3 separate regions of the Homo sapiens genome follow, and all the other regions are linked to region 3. A link is a contact called in ENCODE Hi-C data. All regions are on one chromosome and are shown on one strand. Each heading gives the region's core, a stretch centred on a gene start or an enhancer-like site at or near the end of the contact. The rest is flanking DNA. Distances are from core to core; before and after follow the strand shown. Region 1 overlaps AGBL3 (AGBL carboxypeptidase 3). Region 2 holds the start of TMEM140 (transmembrane protein 140). Region 3 overlaps LOC105375523 (a long non-coding RNA gene).

The links. A loop is a pair of places that touch in the nucleus more often than their neighbours do. Pooled maps may share reads with other maps.
Region 1: a loop to region 3 is called in a map with no recorded cell type, with 20 times the contacts of the local background. The contact joins two enhancer-like sites. A Hi-C loop is called at or near these places in 7 of 37 single-sample maps with no recorded cell type and 4 of 50 pooled maps.
Region 2: a loop to region 3 is called in a map with no recorded cell type, with 13 times the contacts of the local background. The contact joins the promoter of TMEM140 here to the enhancer-like site in region 3. A Hi-C loop is called at or near these places in 4 of 37 single-sample maps with no recorded cell type and 1 of 50 pooled maps.

The regions. Positions count from the first base shown.
Region 1 is chr7:134,994,271-134,997,592 of GRCh38, forward strand. All of the region lies in intron 4 of AGBL3 (AGBL carboxypeptidase 3), which reads left to right. Among named protein-coding and RNA genes, the nearest start is that of AGBL3, 9.4 kb to the left of the region's middle. RefSeq lists enhancers at 1,271-1,390, 1,771-1,850, 2,051-2,120. Within about 2 kb of position 1,886, at least 3 of the 41 ENCODE cell types and tissues checked have a DNase peak (open chromatin) inside an H3K27ac peak, as active enhancers do.
Region 2 is chr7:135,146,109-135,149,432 of GRCh38, forward strand. It overlaps TMEM140 (transmembrane protein 140), which reads left to right and starts at 1,964. Exons shown (of 2, transcript NM_018295.5): 1 at 1,964-2,162. It also overlaps a transcript of CYREN not described here. RefSeq lists an enhancer at 1,743-2,242.
Region 3 is chr7:136,358,228-136,361,317 of GRCh38, forward strand. The region is part of intron 4 of LOC105375523 (a long non-coding RNA gene); the gene reads left to right. Among named protein-coding and RNA genes, the nearest start is that of MTPN, 380 kb to the left of the region's middle. RefSeq lists an enhancer at 1,441-1,540. Within about 2 kb of position 1,269, at least 2 of the 41 ENCODE cell types and tissues checked have a DNase peak (open chromatin) inside an H3K27ac peak, as active enhancers do.

The DNA of each region.
Region 1 (3,322 bases), core at 636-3,135, 1.4 Mb before region 3:
TTTTTCCTCTTTTCCTCTTTCATTTTCTCTTTCTGCTCCTTTGTCTTTTTCCCACTCTCTGCTTTTTCCTTTAATGGATGTTTATGAAACTGAAGAGTATATATTTTAGTATATATAGATTTTAATATTTCTGTATGTGTCCATTCCCAAATTCATTTTTGCTTTTCCAAGTAAAGCTTATAGCCTCATCTCTCCAATCCGTGCACAGGCATGACAGAAACATCCCATTGTTCATCATCTTTTCACTGCCATGACTTTCCACCTTTTGTTGATTGAGGCACGCAAACATATGTTATTGCCAGGTGGAGATCTTATGGACACTCATTGGTGAATAAAAAAAAATTACACATACATACTTTTTATAACTACACTTATTGCAGTGCCTACTAGGAGTTCTTAAAAACTAAATTTTCTTCATATATCATCTGGCATATAGATAGATAGACATGGGGAGAAAGGACGGGTGGAGAGAGAGAAAGAACACTGATTTTTGTTCATAGAGGACAAAGGTAATTTTTCTCAAGAATTCCAAAGTTATAGGGTTAAAAATATATTAAAGAATTCATGCTTAATAGTACTAAACAGAATCACTTCCTTACACATCTCTTCAAAGCTGGGTATATATTTATCTTCTGTAGTATAGGACATCTCTCTCTCTTTTTCTCCTTTCAGTCCTTCTACCATCATCCCCACCTCTCCTCTGCTACCACCCCCTCCAACCTCATTTTTCCTACAGCACCAGGTCAGGAAATAAAAAAGTCCAACAGAGAAAACACTGCCATGCTACTGAATTTAAACCTTCCCCCAAGCCTTTCTTTTTGTACTTTGGTTCTGTTTCCTAGCCTCCTCATGACATATCTGTGACAGAGGGAATGGATAAGGAGCAATAAAGGAAAATCCCTACTGCTCCTACTGTGACTTCTGCCTAATTTCTCTCCAGTAACAGTGACGAGAGAATGAGAGCAGAAGAGACCCAAAAGGAAGAGGAAAGCAAGACCCCGTCGGGCCACTGCTTCTCAGTGTCACTTCCAGCCGCATGTGCTCATTCCACTCAACTTGGTTCCACCTCACCTAACTAGAAAACCCTTCTGTCACATCTTTGCCACACCTTTCTCTTCCTTAAATTTCCTAGCCCTCACTTTCAGCCGTCATTTTGCCCTCAGTCACAGGAGTCACCATCAGCAGCTCAGAGTGGGGAGAGTTTCTATTTTCCTTGGTTGCTTGGTAATCCCCCACTGTTACTGCTGAGGTTCTTTCAGATGTGGGCAGCTGTGTTTCTGGCCTCTTCTATTGAAATTCTAAATATAGTTTCTAACCAAAATATTGTTGTAAGAGTGGCTAGAGTTTGTGGTGCCTCCTTTCAGATATCTTACATAATGAATAGACTTTGGGCCCTGTGAATCCAGCCTCCACCCTGGTGAAGGTGCAACCTCTCTCAGCATACGTTTCCCAAGATCCCCAGAGTCATGATGTCACACAGCTACTGGTCACACTATCTGTGCAAGGTATAGTCATGCTGGATAAAAGCTTTATTTTGGGCTATGCCACTGTTCTTTTATTTTCAGTCTGTGCCCCTGAAATTTTTGCAAGCTCTGCTGGTCCTCAAGCCAACTGGAACACCCAATACAATACATCCTTGTGTAGGAAGAATCAAAATCTTCTCCCACATGTGTCCTTGATGGCTTTTTCCACCTTTGCTTGCTAGCATTTCAGAAAGTTTACTTCCCACAGTCTTACGTATTGCTCTAGACCTTGCTTTTGTCACTTGACTATTGCAAAGATTTTACAAATTTGGATATTTGAAAGGACTTATAAGACTTCACAGAGCATTCTTCTGTGTGGCTTTTATTCAAAGGCACAGGATACGGTGCAGCAAGAGAAAGATACTGTGGCAAGCATTGGGGCCCAGGTGCAAGCTTTCCAGGGGCCTTATTCACACACATAGACTGCCTGTCTTCAGACTGAAACACCAAGATCTATGTGATGCATCTTAGCTTCAGAAAACCTCAAGGCAAAAGTTCCCATCTGGGTTTTTAGACCCCTGTAGTCATGACATCAAGCCAGGCTGTCTTCCTGATTCTGCCAAATGAAAACCATCAGTAAACAAACTGGCCATGCGGGGGACATGAAACTCTCAGGGGGAGTTTCAGACAGTAAACAGCACATCATTAATCTTACTGTTCTTATCTTGGCCAAGAGTCAAAGCTGGACAGCCAGAATTCCCCAGAGGTAAAAATAGAGCTTTTCCAGTCCAGCTATAAATTAACTCTGTCTTACACAGTCATCTATCTTGAAAGACTTTCCATATCAGTTTATATATATTAGTCTCCTTTTTTATAAACTGGTACATCAGATTTCATTAAATGGATGAATCAGAATTTCTTTAACTGGTACCTTATTAATGAATTTAAGGGGTTTCCAGTCATTGGCTCTGACAAACAGAACTGCATAAATATCCTTTTATGTGTGGCCTAATGCATATATACGTACATATTTTGGGGGTACATTCCCATAATTTCTGGTATAAGGATACTGTCAAATTTTCCTCCAAAAAGAGTTGCATCAATTTATTGTCATAAAAGCAAATAGTTTATGAGTGTGGTCAGGGGTCCTCAAGACAACTCATATTCAATAATTTGCTACAAAGACTTGCAGAATTCAGAGAAGCCATTATACTCATGGTTATGGTTTATTATGTCCCTGAAAGGACACAGATTAAAATCAGCAAAGGTAAATGGCGTATAGCAGTGGTCCCCAAACTTTTCGGCACCAGGGACCAGTTTCGGGGAAGATAATTTTTCTGTAGATGTTGGGGGATGGTTTTGGGATGAAACTGTTCCACCTCAGAGCATCAGGCATTAGTTAGATTCTCATGAGGAGCACACACAACCTAGATCCCTTGCATGCACAGTTCACAATAGGGCTTGTGCTCTTATGAGAATCTAATGTTGCTGCTGATCTGACAGGAGACAAAGCTCAGGTGGTAATGGTCGTTCGCCCACTGCTCACCTGCTGCTGTGTGGCCTGGTTCCTCACAGGCCATAGACCAGTACTGGTCCATGGCCTCAGGGTTGGGGACACTTGCTATGCGGCAGGGTCCAGATGAGACCTAGCACAAGCTTCCAGTTGTTCTCTCCCTGTGGAGTCTTAGAAACAGCACTTAATTCTCCCAGCCATAATGTGAGATAATATGAAGTGCTGCAAATCAGGGAAGCTCATCTAGCTTTGATGTCACTGGTTTCTATTGCAGGTTGGTTATATTTACATTCAGTGCCCACATGGCTGACCTTAGTTACTTAGTCTCTGGCCTTTCCAGGGGTCA
Region 2 (3,324 bases), core at 714-3,213, 1.2 Mb before region 3:
ACTTACAGGCCATTGTAGGGACATTAATTGGCCTAATTTCAGTATTATTGTGTCTCAGGAATAGGGAGACCTAACGTGAGAGAGAAATGGAGGAACGTCCAGTTGGTGGAGTGGTCAGAACACACGGTCAGAACACCAACACAGAGTTGGTGGAGCGGTCAGAACTGAATTATCAATTAAGTTCACCGTCATATGGGTGCGGTTCATGGCACCCCAAAACAATCACAATAGTAACATCAAAGATCACCATAACCAACATAATAATAATGAAAAAGCTTGAAATGTTGCAAAAGTTACCAAAATGTGACACAGAGACATGAAGTGAGCAAAGGCTATTGAAAAAATGGTGCCAATAGACTTGCTCGATGCAAAAATGCCACAAATCCTCAATTTGTAAAAGATGCAGGATCCACAAAGAGAGATGCACAATAAAATAAAGTATACCTGTGCATATTCCAATATTGTAAACACTGAATATTGATTTAAACAAAACTATAACCAATTTGGATAGAGGAGGAAGAGAGGAAGCATACTTCTGGAACATGCAGTGGGGAAGAAGAAAGCTAAATCTTCACCTTTTATGGTTGGGAGTCAGTAGATTATGCCTGAAACTGAAAAATCAAGAAGTACCAATCCAAGCATGTTATTTAGAGAACTGAGGTAAATGCCTAAAGAATGAGCACAGGTGAAAGTGCTTGCCTCTGAAGAGGAAGAAAGGGAGAGTGTGGGACTGCCGATTTTCGTAAGTTTTGAAAAACTGACTCTTTGAAAACTAGGTACATGATAACCTTGAATAAATTTCATAAATATAAATATGTTTCTATCTCTTCTATATCACTTCACTCACCAGTATTGAGTTTTCAGAGTAACTACTGTATATTAGTATCTAAAAGTTAATTTTCTGTCTTAAAGGCATTAATATGGATGCTAGACTAAATATACAGAAATTCCACTTTTCATAATAATAGCTACCATTACTATGGTCCCAGTATTGTACTAAGCACTTATATTATCTCCAGTCCCCAGAGCAACCATGCAAAGTAGGTACTGTTTCCATTTTACAGATAAGAAATTGATGCTCAAAGAGATTAAATAATTTGCTAGTATGTAGCAGAACTCTCTGATCTCAAAGCCTCTGTTCTTCCTTCCTCCTGGATCCCATCACCTCTTTCTAGAGTTTGCGTTTAAAAGAACTAGGGGCAGGGGGAGGGCAATGTAGCAGTTCAAATAACTCCTCCTTTGGAGGAAGGGCAAGGAAGCAGAAGAGAACCGCTGAAGGATTCAGCAATAGCACTAGGTAGCAGTCTCATGTAACCAAGTTTAACCCACAGTTGAAATTTCCAGTTGGTCATGTGAGCAACGGAAGCAATTTTTAAACTCTGGCCAGGAGCCCCAATGCTTACAAAAATAAAAGCTTTGTTCGGCTCTTATTTTGAAATAAAATAGATGTTCCAGCTGCTCCAACATGGGCCTAAACACTGCAGTGAGAATGCTCAGGACACAAAGTTTTGTGTCCAGAGAAGCCCAGTCATCATTACAAAATTGATCTCTAAAAGGGGTTGGGGGACAGACGGCATAGCTGCTTCCCAAGGAAATGAGTAGGAGGTGACCTGGGTCCTGACTGCCACACTGGCTGGGAGCTTGGACCAGATGATCCTGATGGGTTTCTTCTGAATAAAATTCCGGGTTGTGTTTATCTTGCAGTTTAAATCACTGGGAGCTTCGAGAGTTCTTTGGCTCCTTCCCTTTCTGGAATTATTGTGTGATATAATCAAGACATTTACCTGGCTCTTTAAATCAGTTGGTTTGCCGGCTACAGTGTAGGTAAAGAGTATGTCATAATGGACAATAAAAAGTTGTTTACATACCTCATTTCTGAAAAGTCATGGGCCACTGGCAAGTTAGGAAACGAAAGTGAAATCAGCTGATAGTGACATCAGTCAGAACAAATGTACCAAAGTTCAGAGAGCTGTTTACTAGGCACGACTGCGAAGGCAAGGGGGCACCAGCTCAGGACTGCATCTGCCTGCCATTTCCCTTCCACTCCTCCTTTCTGGAGTCTGACATTAGAAAGCCAGCGAGAAGGAAGATTCAAACAACCAACCCTGATTTCCTGCTTCTCCTTTTCATGAGTGTTCCTGTGGTCTCTGCACCTCCTTTCTGTAAGTACCGATCCTGCAAGCATCACAGCTTACCCAGACGTCTACTACCTTGTAAGACAATTTTGTTTTCTTCTCAGATATTTCATGTTCTGGCAATCCACATAGGGGAACTCACTGGTTGTTCAGTATCTGTGACCCTCCCTCGCTCATGTCTGTATAATCTACATAATCTACCCCCTTTACTCTCTGCTCTCCTTCCTTCCACTCTTCGGCATCAACATGTGTAGCTCTGGCCTCAAAGATGATGAAAGTAAGGCCAGTATAACTGGTTAGAAACGATGCAGGGCTGACTGCACACAGCAGAGTCTTGCACGCAGTGTGTACAAGGACATGGCTGTGGCTTGTGCAATACACTGTTCATCAGAAATAGGTAAACAAAAGCAGGTCACCGACCAACACTAACTAAACCACTATTCAATGGTAGTTACGAACACATCATAAAACTTTAAAATACACACTGAAGATTAATATCAACAGAAAAACTTGTGTTCTTGCCTCAAAGAATGGGACCTAAGAGATGTTTAGATCTTATGTTAGTCATTAGACCAGATTGCTCCTCATGCCCCAGTGGAAATCCATGGTGGTATTTTAGTTCTCTTGATGCATATTTTAAGAGATTTTTTTTAATGTGGGCTTAGTTTCACTAATAACTTCCACTATGCTTCTTCGCCTATAAAATCAAAGGCTCCTTTGAAAGAGGGAAAAGACACATATTTCCTTCTTCCCTCATGATAACTGAAGAGCATTTTTCAGTATCCACTTACCATACCCCATTCCCCAAAATCTCAGGTCTGAGACTCAGTCCATGAGATATTTTTTCAATCTTGCACATATTCCCCTTTCTCAACTTTCTTTCCAGCTTAGTCCCTGCTTTATCTAATTACTAAGGCTGTTTTGAATGCCTGTTTTATAAATTTCTTTTTTTTTCATAAATGTAGCACATAATTCTAAAAATATTTTACTGCAAATAGAGAACAATTGCCTGTAATGTCACCACCCAGAGCTACCACAGCTAACATTAACATTTTCAAATACTTCTTTAGTCTCTTTCTCCTATGCCTCTTTATATGGATGTAGTCACACTATGTAGAGTGATTTTATACCTGCTTTTTCTAAAAGATGCATAGTATTTTATCCTTGATACATCATAGTTTACTTCTGA
Region 3 (3,090 bases), core at 19-2,518:
AATGACATCATGTCCATTGCAGCAACATAGATGTAGCTGGAGGCCATTATTCTAAATGAATTAACACAGGAACAGAAAACCAACTACTGCATAGTCTCACTTAAAAGTGGGAGCTAAACGCTGAGTACTCGCAGACGTAAAGATGGGAACAATAGCCACTGGGGACTCCTGGAGGAGGGAAGGTGGCAAAGGTTGAAAAACTACCTATTGGGTACTAGGGACATGACCTGGGTGACAGATTCAGTCATATCCCAAACCTCAGAATCACACAATTTACCCATGTGTACATGTAACACTGAATCTAAAATAAAAATTGAAGTTAAAAAAAAGTAAATGGAAGCTTGCTTTAAAAAAATATTCTGCCAGAAGGGTTTCTTGGTAAAATAATTGAGAAATGTTCTATATTTTCTCTCCTACTAAATAGAAGATAATATAATACAATTTGGTAATTAAAGCCTCTGAGAAGTCCTTCTTCTATGGTAAAGAAATCCGATCCCTGCCACCCCCACACCTGAAAATCTATAGTCTATAGTAAAAGCTTATTTATTTATCTTCTTATTTTTAGAGACAGGGATGTTGCTGTGTTGCCCAGGCTGGCCTCATACTCCTGGGCTCAAGCAATCTTCCTGCCTCAGCCTCCTTAGTAGCTGGGACTGCGGGTGCACACCACTGCCCCCCTACTATTTATTTACCTTTAAACTTTAACTGCCTACTCTTTCCCCATCCTCCACTATACCACTTCCTTCACCCCCAAGACAGACTGGGTGACTCGTATTACGTGGTGAGATCCTCTTGTCACAGCTGTATAGATCAAGAATCACTTGACCAATAAGAAATTCTCCCTCTGGAATTTTGAACTAGAACTAGGGCATTTGTCAGTTTGGTCTCTCTTGAGCCCAGACACGTAGTTCCAAGATTGAAGTAATTGTTTTAAACATGCGCAAGGGAAGTAGAAAAAGGTGGTTTGCCTAGAGGGAAAAAAATGCCACAGATGACCCCAGAAACAGACATTGGCCATGGGGCTGAACAGAGGCTGAGGCAATTGCTTCCTTGAACTCGTTTGACCCATCTGTTTAGTCTCTTATGATGCCCACCTGTACTTCTTACCTTTGGATTAGTGAGTCTCCCACTAAAGCCTCATTGTGTTTTGTTTAAGCCAGGTAGAGTAGAATTTTTATTACTTGCTTCTGAAAGTACTCAGACTGATGGTGCCCATGGAGACACAGGAAGACCAAATCCCACAACAGTACTGGAAACCAGGTTACCCATATGCCGCATGTGGGAGACATTTCTACTTATTGCTATGAGAATGAGGAACTGAGAAACAGGTGCCTCAAACTGCTCCATCCTTGGGCAAGTTCAGAAGCAGGAAGGAAGAGATATGACATGCCAAAGTTAACTATCTGAATTTAAAGACACGAAAGCAACACCAAACAGAAATTTGGGCAGGCCCTCTGGACTGCTACTTTCCCAGCTTCCCCCACCTGATAGCAGTCCGTTCAGAAAATGCAGTTCGAGTATATAATTAACTGACCCAGGTGAGGGAGCAGGTGGTTGGGGCAGGGTAGGACATAAAATTATAAAACGAGTGATAATTGCCCAGGAGCAGAGAAAGGAAGTGGTATATGTAAGAAAATGTTGTTTTTCATTTATAGTCAAAGAAAAATAGTTGTGAACTGGTTTAAAAATTACAGGATACAAACTCGATTCCAGAAGATCAAAGAACTACCGCTATTCAACAAAGTTGCCCAAGATTAATTTCTAGTAGGTCCTGGTATTGAACTCAGTTATTCATAGCAACCTACCCTCCAGGTTCATATTTGGAAATGGAATCCAATTAACCTGTTAATACACTTGAGGAAAGAGAAGTTCTTCTACATACTTATATCAGGTATTGGCAAAAATGTATCTCCATAGATCTCTGTCTTCATTTAAAGATGAATAAACAAGGAAAAATCAGGTACTACCACCACCCCACAAAAAAAGGCAGTAAAACATAAAAAGAGAAAAAAGGGGAAAGTCTGAAAGTAAAACTCGTCCATTACCACAAAGAGAAAAAACAATAGAAAATAGGTACTTTATATTCTTGCAGAGCTAAAAGAACATTTTTTAAAATAACATAAGGATGGGTCACTATGAGGGGGAAGATGGAAGCAGTGAGTAGCAGAACACATAAAAAGGTAAGGAGAGGCCGGGTGTGGTGGCTCACACCTGTAATCCTAGCACTTTGGGAGGCCAAGGCAGGCGGATCACGAGGTCAGGAATTCGAGACCATCCTGGCCAACATGGTGAAACCCTGTCTCTACTAAAAATACAAAAATTAGCTGGACGTGGTGGTGGGCACCTGTAATCCCAGCTATTTGGGAGGCTGAGGCAGGAGAATCCCTTGAACCCAGGAGGCGGAGGCTGCAGTGAGCCGAGATCATGCTATTGCACTCCAGCTTGGGCGATAGGGTGAGACTCTGTCTCAAAAAACCAAACAAACAAAAACAAACAAAAAAACAAAGGTAAGGAGAGACTGCAAGGATGCAAAATGCCACAGTATGATTGAAATCCTGGGAGAGAGAGGAAAGAGCAGAAGTGACATCATAGGAAATTAGGCTAGTGATAAAATTTGCTTCTGATCTGGTGTAGACACCAGCCTGTGTGACCTGCTTTATTCATTACCTACTGATTGGCAATGACTGAATCTTCCTCCACAGCCTTTATTACTATGTTTTTCCTAATAAGACATCCTTTAAATCCTGAGTCTTCACTGATTTCTTCATAAGGCATTTTGTTGACTACAGACTCCTTACAATACTAGAAGAGAAGAATTAGGATGTTTCAACACAAACAAAAGGTAAATGTTTGAGGTGATGGATATCCCAGTTACCCTGATTTGATCATTACACGTTGTATATATGTATGAAATATCACATGTACCACCCAAATACGTACAGCTATTTTATATCAATAAAAAAGACATTTTGAACTTGACTACTGGGTGAAAGTTGCTACCACACTCTCTTCTCTCTGAACCCTAGGTATTTTCTCTTCTGTTTTCTCTGTGCACAATCAGCATTATTTTCTACGTGCTGTAGCAAAGAA